Linked DNA regions of Mus musculus: region 2 is linked to region 1. The links are chromatin loops, found by intact Hi-C in ENCODE. Cell type or tissue: left cerebral cortex. All regions are shown on one strand. Each heading gives the region's core, and the rest is flanking DNA. Links, peaks and the distances in the headings are about the cores only. Region 1 overlaps Klhl4 (kelch-like 4). Region 2 has its middle 150 kb from the start of Klhl4.

What was found. Hi-C counts contacts between places; a loop is a spot of excess contacts. Peaks named below come from ENCODE experiments on the same cell type or tissue, not always from the same donor. Only the 100,000 strongest peaks of a DNase experiment are listed, where the experiment ranks them.
Region 2: a loop joins it to region 1, with 18 times the contacts of the local background. A loop is called at or near these places in 17 of 42 quality-filtered maps.

Annotation. Positions count from the first base shown.
Region 1 is chrX:114,556,197-114,561,591 of GRCm38, reverse strand. Klhl4 (kelch-like 4) reads right to left here. Exons shown (of 11, transcript NM_001290477.1): 10 at 2,881-3,052; 11 at 463-2,161. The coding sequence ends at 2,102. Among named protein-coding and RNA genes, the nearest start is that of Klhl4, 85 kb to the right of the region's middle. In left cerebral cortex, for the core only: a CTCF peak has its summit at 3,233 (motif pointing right); a DNase peak (open chromatin) is centred at 3,251.
Region 2 is chrX:114,321,318-114,326,712 of GRCm38, reverse strand. No RefSeq gene overlaps it. Among named protein-coding and RNA genes, the nearest start is that of Klhl4, 150 kb to the left of the region's middle. In left cerebral cortex, for the core only: a CTCF peak has its summit at 2,240; a DNase peak (open chromatin) is centred at 2,248.

The DNA of each region.
Region 1 (5,395 bases), core at 208-5,207:
AAGAAATGGTAGCCTTGGGTATCATATTTATTTCTCATAAAAGTCAATAAGCTTATCAATGAAAGCAAAGCAAGCTGGGAAAAAGATTATATATCTACTTGCTTGATCAGGCATTAGTAGAGATATAGTTTCTGGTACCACGTAATCATTATTGTAATGTTGAGAATCTGTGGTAAACAATGGCGCATTTACCTGTAACTTACCAAATTATTCACAACTTTATTGAACATGGTACCTCAAATGGTATGATGCGTTAAGGGCCAAGATATCTCTCCTTTTACATTATTTTTAAAATGTTAACTTAAAGCATTTAACCAACCTCTCATCCATGCTAATGTAAATAGCACTAATGAAAGTCATGAAATGAGAAGCTAGCTGAGAAGAGGAAAGTGAATAGTAGGAGAGAGAAAAAGAGGCTAGCCAAAGTATAAAGTATCACAACTTTGATCAAAATATGTTATTCTTATGTATTAAATGTCACAAGGCAACTCATTATTACGTATAATTAATACACGTTAAACAAATATTAAAAACTCTAGCAAGGTCTTATACGTGTCTTATAGCCTCTTAATGCCACTCTGTCATTCTGTCGTACCTCTAAGCATGGAAAAATCTGTAGATCTCTGTTGAGAATTACAGACAAATTATGAAAAAAAGAGTAAACTATATATTAGCATTTCAATATGTTCACTATTGTGGCACAGCAGCAGGGACGGATCATTCAGCACACATTCAGCATATTCTAAAATCACAGTCTCTATAGCCAGAGAGAAAAGATTTTATTTAAATTCAGCTGGTCATAGTACAAACATTTTTGTGCAACTTATGATGTGATTTTAAAAAATTAATAGGTAGCACTAATACATATTATAAGCATCTCTCTGGATTTTTTTGGATAATCTACAATACAAAGGTCATTTAAAAGAAGATATAGAAATTCTAAAGTGGAACATTTACTTGAAAAGTTAACAGCATAAATGTGAGTTGTCAATGTTTCACCATATTGTTTTGTCATTAGGGAGGATAAAAGAAAATAATAGTTAAAAGCTAAAATGTGACTCAGTACTATTTTTTTTTTTTTACCTTCAAATGTGTAGTTGTAGTACATTTATCCTTACCATCTCCTACGGGATAAAAATTATTATGAAATTAAAAGAAACACAGCTATTGATAGGTAAATAGAAATTATAGAAGTAACAGTGTATATTAACCATTTCAATGTATCTAAGTGTCAGCATTGTGGATCATTTTCTCAATTATAATCTCCTTTAGAATTGTTTAAATCAACTTTTTAAAACTTAATGGAAGGTGTTTACATGGAACACATTAAATGTTTGAAGAGAAAATTAATTTCTATACAAATGAGGCACTCACATTCTGAAGCTTAGGTCACAGTTTGTAACAATATAATACTCACTGATTCACTGTTTCCGAATAAGGATTATATAGTGACATTATGATATTTTACTGCAAATGAATCAATCAATGCACTACTTCAAGAAACAGAAAATCTATACATGTATTTTGGCAGATAGTTAACTAAAAATAATAGGCTTGTGAAAAGTTTGAAGTGGTGGGATTAGTATAGCAAATTATATCAGTAAATGATCTCTTTCAGTTTTGACACAGAAAAACCTTTCTTCTTGACAAATGTGAGGTATTATCAGCAATGTAAGGTATTGTTTGGAAACCAGATGGAATGCTTAAAGTTTCTGTCATTTTGTATTAAACTTCTAGACAGTAGAGTACCTTTAACAGTTTCTTTTTTTTACTTCTCAGATTCTTACATAAAAACTGTTAATGTATTCATCACCTTCAAATATTGCCCACTACCAAATATCCACCAGGTATTTTAACATTTTATGGTAATGAGCCTAAATAATTGCCTATTGGATTTCTCATTAGATTATAAACTGAGCACATATACACAATACTAACATGTAATTCATATTTAAGTTTTGCTTTCAGCCTTATGAATGTTAACGGTTTCAAATATATGTGAGAATGACACAACAGCATTTAGTTTGCTTATGAACTTCATAAAAGAGTATGTTTTTCTTCATTCTTGAAATCCATTTCATTGCATTAGCAAATGATACTTTCACTGCAGCTTCACAACAACAACACATGCTCCAGCTCTTCCAATGTTCACAGGGACTTCCTAATAAAAAATAAGAGAAAAAAGAAAAACAACACCACTGTCTTTAGTATAACCCAGAATGTTGGTCTTCAAAGAAGTGTTATCTATTTTGACTTAACTTTTATCTTATCTTGTTTAAAATTAAAAAAAAAAAACCTACAACCCAGATCATTATAGATTATAAAATGCAAATAGATCATGGCTAGATGATCAGTTGCATTGGAAACAATTTTATTTGTGCAACATTTTTTCAGTTGAAAGGGCACAACTAATAATAATTATTACTCAAAGATTTTGTGAGGATTCAATGAAATAATGGATCACAAGAATTTGGCACAGATAGTTATTCAGCTATTTTCTGTTAGTGTTCTTTTATGCTTTGAGAGATTAAAGACTGAAACAGTGATCGAGCCAAAAGCATAATCTAGGTCTATTAAGTATTTGTATACTAAGAAAAGACCTACTATGGCTGTACAAAGGAATAATGCATGCTCAATCTGCACTGATCTGTGTTCCACTTGTGCAAGACTGCTTGATTAGCCTCCTGCTGAGTTTGTCCCATTGTATGACAGAGTCTGCTGACTTTGCCACATTTCTCCCCTGGAAATAGTATAAGATGCTGTACTTCTTAATAAACTTGGTTGGCATAAGAAAAAAAAAATGAACTCCAAAATTAAGCTTTAAAATCTTTCCCTTAAATTCTGAAGTTTATTAATTTGAAGATAATTTTACAAGAATACCTCTTTCCATTCGTCTTTCTGAGCATCATACGACTCAACGGTATTCAAGTAAGTATGACCATCATATCCGCCAACCACGTAGAGTTTGTCTCCAAGGGGGCACACTGCAACAGCATCTCGAGGAACACTCAAAGGTGCCACAGTTGACCATGAATCGCCTTTTGGGTCGTATCTTAAGAGATTCAGGAAGACAATTGAGAGATAAAAATCCAGGAATGTTACAGTGAAAAATAGGCATTAATAAAAATGCGGTATGGTGTAAAGCACAGAATTTGAAACATTGTAGCTATCAAGTATAGGTTTACTATTCAAGACAAAAGATTTTTTTATTAAAGAACATGTACATGACATAACCCACTTTTGTCACAAGAGGGCGCACAAAACATATGAAAAGTAAAGGATTCCTTCTGCCCCCTTTTTCATATGGTATACAAATTTGGTATTAAAGCCTTCCATGGGGGAAAAATAAATTCTGCAGCTCTGGACTGTACATTAAAATATATATAACTTTCAATGTAAAAGATGTGAAAAGTTAAGTAAATTCATATAATTAAACATGAAATGCTTTCGAATCATGACGTATTTGTAAAAGTACATTGAAAGTATTTTTTATGTAACACCTTTTACTAATTGATTTATACTACTATTACCTCTATTAAACATTTATTTTTTCAGTAGAAAATCAAAACATCTCATTTTAACTTGTAGCTTAATTTGATGTCAAGCAATAATATTTTAATACCACCAGAAAAACTGTAAATTATCAAATCTAGCTCTATGTATTTTATATACTATTACATGTTCTTACTACATCACCCTAAATTGTTATAATATGTTGAGACCTAGAAACAAAACAAATCTATAGTTGATGTGCTATATGCTGCATTTTCCGAGCAATGTTAATTAAGGCTCCAGTGAATTAAGTCAATATATTTACATGTACAAAGGATAAGCCAGCACTCCCAGAGGTGTGTTCTTAAATATTTACATAAAATCTTATATTTTCTATTCATGCATGATTAAATCTCAAAATATTGAGATTTTCATCTTATTACTTAATTCAGAAAATGTTGAATTGTTATGATTTTGGTTTATTTCTTTATTATTGGCTTCCCTGAGGATTGAGTCTGGGTTCCTAACATGTTTAACAAGTGTGGCCACTCTTCTACTTAGTTATCCCCTCAGCCCAGGACATAGTGAATTTTTTGTTAATAGTTTTATAATCTCTGAAGACACAGAGTAGTAGCTGTCAAGCAGCACATATTCACTGTAAATTAGTGCTGCTTCTTTTCACTGTTTCTCTCCCTTTTTATTAGTCAGTCTACAGACAAACACATAAATACATATTAATTTGGATGGAAATTTCTAATGACCTTGAAAAGATAAGATAACTTGTCACTGGCTCATTGCATATACGATAGAATATTGGGAATTTTTTACATTGTAAATTAACATTATAGGAAAAAACATGGAAGCTATTAAAAAGTATAGAAAAAAGTTTGGGAACCATTCAAGTTAAGTGCTTCCAAGTTAAATAATGGCTAAGAAAATTCCAGGATATTGGACAAATCAACTATTTTTTTCAAATTAATAATGTCAGAAAAATAAAGAAATTTTTCATATGTTGGTAAGTTTGTCAATTAGATACTAACTGGAATCACCAGGAAAGTGTAGATCTCAATTCAGGAATTGCCTGAATTAGATTTTGGCATGTAGGCATTTTCTTAGTTAATGCTTAATGTGGAGTGATGCTACTTAGTGTGTGCAGTGCCATCCCAGGACAGATGGGTCTAGGCTGTATAAGAAGGTGGCACACGCCTTTAATCCCAGCACTTGGGAGGCAGAGGCAGGCAGATTTCTGAGTTCGAGGCCAGCCTGGTCTACAGAGTGAGTTCCAGGACAGCCAGGGCTACACAGAGAAACCCTGTCTCAGGAAAAAAAAAAGAAAGAAAGACAAAAGAAAGATGAAAGAGAGAGAGAGAGAGAGAGAGAGAGAGAGAGAGAGAGAGAGAGAGAGAGAGAGAGAGAGAGAAAGAAAGAAAGAAAGAAAGAAAGAAAGAAAGAAAGAAAGAAAGAAAGAAAGAAAGAAAGACAAGCTTAGTAAGACATGGGGAACAAAGAAGTGAGCAATGTTTCTCCATATTCTCTGCTTCAGTTCCAATTAACAGTTCTTGCTTGAATTCCTGACTTGGCTTCCTTGATGATGGATTATAAACTATAAACTGAAATAAATCCCTCCCTCCACTAACTTAGTTTTGGTCAGTGTTTTCTCACAGCAGCAGAGAAGCACACCAGAAATCTAGAAACCTGTCTTGTCCTTTGCTCCAGTGGTTTTAAGTGTATGTGATATTTATACATGTGTGCACAAATGTGTGTGTGCGTGTTATCAAGAAAATTCCAGAAAGTTCTGTCTATAAAATACAAATTTTACCTGTTTCATGAATTTCTTCAATCCCTGTATCAAGTGAGCCTTCTGAGATGCAATTTAAAATTTGTCACTTGGTGATGACAGTTT
Region 2 (5,395 bases), core at 336-5,335, 240 kb after region 1:
TAGAGTTCTGTGAAGAATTGCAGAGGAATCAGCTCTAAATTTTGAAGTGCAAACCTTTCTTAACCTTCTGATATTTATACAAATATTTCAAGTACATGGAACTAACATCTCTGAAGAATTATTACAAGCACAGTCTAAACTACTCAAGAGAAAGGGACTTTTCTTTTTTGCTTTATTTCAACCTGTTTTAGTCAAAACCTATGATATACCTACCCAAGGCATCATTTAGCCACTTAGTAGATATTTGTTTAATTGAAAATTAATGCTAGCACTGGGTGTGGATGCACACACATATAATCCCAGATTCCTGAACTCTGGAAGCAGAAACAAGTTGACTACAAGATAAGTGCTAGTTTGGACTACATAGTAATATCTCAAAAATAGCAAAAAGAGGATGTAGAGATAGCTCAATTATGAGCATCAGATGCTATTCCCAAGGAGCCCAGCACAATTCTGAGCCACCAACATGGCAGCTCACAGTCATCTATAATTCCAGTTCGAAGAAAATTTGCACTTTCTTCTGCCTTGTATAGGTAACACTCATGAACATAATGCACAGATATACATGAAGGCAAAACATTGAAATTCATCAAATAAATAAGTAATATTTTTGTTTTTGTTTTTAATCACAAAAGAAAGGAAGAAAAGGAGGGAGGGAAAAGGGAGAAAAGAGTAAAAATGTGAGGGAGCTTATCTATATGATTAAAAGTGAAAATGATTATTTTTACATATGTTTCAGAAACTGCAAGAAGAAATCATTTGATTTTACATTATTTCTTTTAAATTGAGTATCTCATAAAACGTTTTGCTGTAGGACACACAATTCTGTTACAGTATGATTCTGAGAATCAACTCTTCGTGTCTATCTATATATAATCATACAAAGAGGAGCTACTTTTTTCACACATGCTATGGACACACACACATACACAAATGCACACACATACACACATGCACACACACACACACATGCACAAACATACACACACACACACACACACACACACACACACAGAGACACACACAATACAGCAAGGTAATGCAAAACCGCAGTCCCAAATTGTAAAATTATTTGATCTTAATCTGCTATTTTATTTATTTATTTATTTATTTATTTATTTATTTATTTATTTATTTATTTATTTATTTTAAACTCCAGATTGTATTCCCCTTACGGTCCACACTCTGACTATTTCACATCCCATACCTCCTCCCCACCCTCCTGTCTCCACGAGGATGTCTCTACCTCCCACCCCCACCCCACCAAACCTATAAATTCCCTGGGGCCCATAGTCTCTTGAGCATTAGGTGAATCTTCTTGACTAAACCCAGATCCTGCAGTCCTCTGCTGTATATGTGTTGGGGGCTTCATATCAGCTGGTGTATGCTGCCTGATTGGTGGTCCAGTGTCTGAGAGATCTTGGGGGTCCAGGTTGATTGAGACTGCTGGTCCTCCTACAGGGTCACCCTCCTCCTATTTTTATGTAGTAGGGTTATATTCAACTAAAGCAAATGCTACTATTTAAAAAATATGTCCTACTGTTAAATGGTGATGTTTGTTTGAGATTGCTCATCTGAAGAAGTAAACTTGTAAATCAGAGAAAATAATGAGACAAAACAACAAAAACAGCAAATGAATTTTATGTGTAGTATCCAGTAGGAGAATGAGCAATTTCAATTAATCTGGACCCCTGAGACCTCTCAAACACTGAACCACCAAACAGACAGCATACACCAGCTGATATGAGGCCCCCAACACACATACAGTAGAGGATTTCCGGGTCTGTGTTCATTCAGAGAAGATGCACCTAACCCTCAAGAGACTGGAGGTCCTAGGGAGTTTAGAGGTCTGGTGGGTTGGGGATGTGGGGGCATCCACGTGGAGACAGGGGGTGGGGTGGGGAAGAGGTGTGGGATGTGAAGCAGTCACAGGGTGGATGAGGGGGGTGGAGAATGGAATATGGAGTGTAAAAAATAAATTTAAAATAAAATTAAAAATATAAATAAAACATCAAATTTTATATCCAAGAACCAATCATCTTACTAAATTTGTAACCCCAAGTGTTATTTCTATTTTATTTTAAAAAGTTAATCATTAAAGACAAATGTCCACAGTGAATATAGCAAAATGTTTAATAAAATACATTGTTTTCCTTGTGTGATATTACTGACTGCTGCCTGAGAAGAAAATGATTCCTCCTTCCTTCTCCCAGCACTGTTAATTTCTAACTCAAGATGTCCCTCTGCTGGAGCTTTGTATTTTTAAAATATATGCTATATCTTGTACAGGGCATGTTTCAGATTTCTGAAAGAAATTATCTGAAATGCTCTACTACAACCATGCTATGATTCTGATGAATTTTTCTAATGAAAAAATTCATAAATACACATATTGACGTCTATATTGACAATAATCCTTTTACCTATGCTCAACATCAATCAGCTTTAAACCCACTGAGCCCACTTAGTGCTGCTTATTAAAGGCACATAGATGTTGGACCACATAATGAAGCTACATCTCTAAAGAAATGGACTTTTCTTTCCTGTGAAACTTGGTGTAACACTATTAGAATCTTCTTGAAGGTTTTTTGTTTGTTTGTTTGTTTTTTGTTGTTGTTGTTGTTTTTTTAGTTTTGTTTCTACATTCTCAGTATTATGTACTATGGGTTTTTTATTTTCATTTAGGTTGTAATTCTATATAGACATGTCTATACTTTGCTAAGAGTTTTCCTTTCTGGTGTTCTATATTAACCATTATTACTCCAAAATTATAAATATAATACTTATCTACAATTCTTATAATAAAGTAGGTTGTTTAAGCCTTCCTCCAAGGTCTGTGCTTCAGTTTCTGACTCCAAGTGTCTGCTTGAGTTCCTGCCCTGATTTCTCTCACTGATGGCCTGTGATGGGAAAATATAAGACAAATATAATTCTTTCCTTCCTTAATGGTTATGGTCAGTGTAACAGAAAGCAAACTAAGGCAATTGATAAGGCATATCTGTAAACAAAAAATATTTGAAGCTACCTAGTTTTAAATTATTTGTATATTGTAAACCTATTATTCATTTACCGATGCAATTATCACCTCAAAAACTTAACTGCTGAATAAACTCACCATTTCTAGTTCTTTCTGAACTCTTGATTGGCTGTTTCACATCAACTGTTCTGGTACAAACTGATTGATATAAATTGGTTTCTGGCTTCTATCTGAATTGCTCTACTTGGCCTTATCATAACTTTAGCAATAAGTTCTAATCTTTTGGCTACTTCTCATTCTCTGGCTAGTTCTGTCTTCTGTTTTCACCTGCAGCCTGTCTCTGTAAAACTAACTCTCTCTGTCTCTCTGTCTCTGTCTCTCTGTCTCTGTCTCTGTCTCTCTGTCTCTGTCTCTCTGTCTCTGTCTCTGTCTCTGTCTCTCTCTCTCTCTCTCTCTCTCTCTCTCTCTCTCTCTCTCTCTCTCTCTCTCTTTCTCTCCCTCTCTCTCCCTTGTTTCAGTCCTGATCTCTTAAGTCCTTTCTTTCTTGTGCTGTTCTTGAGTGAGTAGGGTATATCATGACTCTGACTCATTCTGGCAAATCTTTCTCTGATTAATCATTTCATCTGCCCCTCAAGTAGATGTCATTGTTTAGAATTAGAGGTATATACTAAGTGAATGTCTTTATTCCAGCCAGTGGGATTAAAGGTGTGTGGCATGTCTGCATTCCAGCTGAATCCCACGGACACTGAAGGTCTCTAGATGTGATTCTCTTGCCAGACAGCCATGGTACTAAAGTAAAATTCTTCTACAGTACATAATATGTGTACTGTGATATTTGCAGGTTAAAAATATATACCTATGTATCATAATCTCACAAGTTTGTAAAGGTGTGTCTGTGTGTGTGTGTGTGTGTGTGTGTGTGTGTGTGTCCTTGAGGGCATGCAGGCATGCAGATGCACATGTCTGTCCCCAAATATTCTACCAGAGAACTCCTACATCTGATAAACACCATTAGAAAATTAGCTGAATTAAAAATTAACTAAAAAATCAGTAGCATCCCTTTATTTTTTTTTTCCATTTTTTATTAGGTATTTAGCTCATTTACATTTCCAATGCTATACCAAAAGTCCCCCATATCCACCCACCCCTACTCCCCTGCCCACCCACTCCCCCTTTTTGGCCCTGGTGTTCCCCTGTACTGGGGCATATAAAGTTTGCAAGTCCAATGGGCTTCTCTTTCCAGTGATGGCCGACTAGGCCATCTTTTGATATATATGCAGCTAGAGTCAAGAGCTCCGGGGTACTGGTTAGTTCATAATGTTGTTCCACCTATAGGGTTGCAGATCCCTTTAGCTCCTTGGCTACTTTCTCTATCTCCTCCATTGGGAGCCCTATGATCCATCCATTAGCTGACTGTGAGCATCCACTTCTGTGTTTACTAGGCCCCGGCATAGTCTCACAAGAGACAGCTACATCTGGGTCCTTTCAATAAAATCTTGCTAGTGTATGCAATAGTGTCAGCGTTTGGATGCTGATTATGGGGTGGATCCCTGGATATGGCAGTCTCTACATGGTCCATCCCTTCATCTCAGCTCCAAACTTTGTCTCTGTAATTCCTTCCATGGGTGTTTTGATCCCAAATCTAAGGAGGGGCATAGTGTCCACACTTCAGTCTTCATTCTTCTTGAGTTCCATGTGTTTAGCAAATTATATCTTATATCTTGGGTATCCTAGGTTTGGGGCTAATATCCACTTATCAGTGAGTACATATTGTGTGAGTTTCTTTGTGAATGTGTTACCTCACTCAGGATGATGCCCTCCAGGTCCATCCATTTGGCTAGGAATTTCATAAATTCATTCTTTTTAATAGCTGAGTAGTACTCCATTGTGTAGATGTACCACATTTTCTGTATCCATTCCTCTGTTGAGGGGCATCTAGGTTCTTTCCAGCTTCTGGCTATTATAAATAAGGCTGCTATGAACATAGTGGAGCATGTGTCCTTCTTACCAGTTGGGGCATCTTCTGGATATATGCCCAGGAGAGGTATTGCTGGATCCTCCGGTAGTACTATGTCCAGTTTTCTGAGGAACGGCCAGAATGATTTCCAGAGTGGTTGTACAAGCCTGCACTCCCACCAACAATGGAGGAGTGTTCCTCTTTCTCCACATCCACGCCAGCATCTGTTGTCACCTGAATTTTTGATCTTAGCCATTCTGACTGGTGTGAGGTGGAATCTCAGGGTTGTTTTGATTTGCATTTCCCTGATGATTAAGGATGTTGAACATTTTTTCAGGTGCTTCTCTGCCATTCGGTATTCCTCAGGTGAGAATTCTTTGTTCAGTTCTGAGCCCCATTTTTTAATGGGGTTATTTGATTTTCTGAAGTCCACCTTCTTGAGTTCTTTATATATGTTGGAT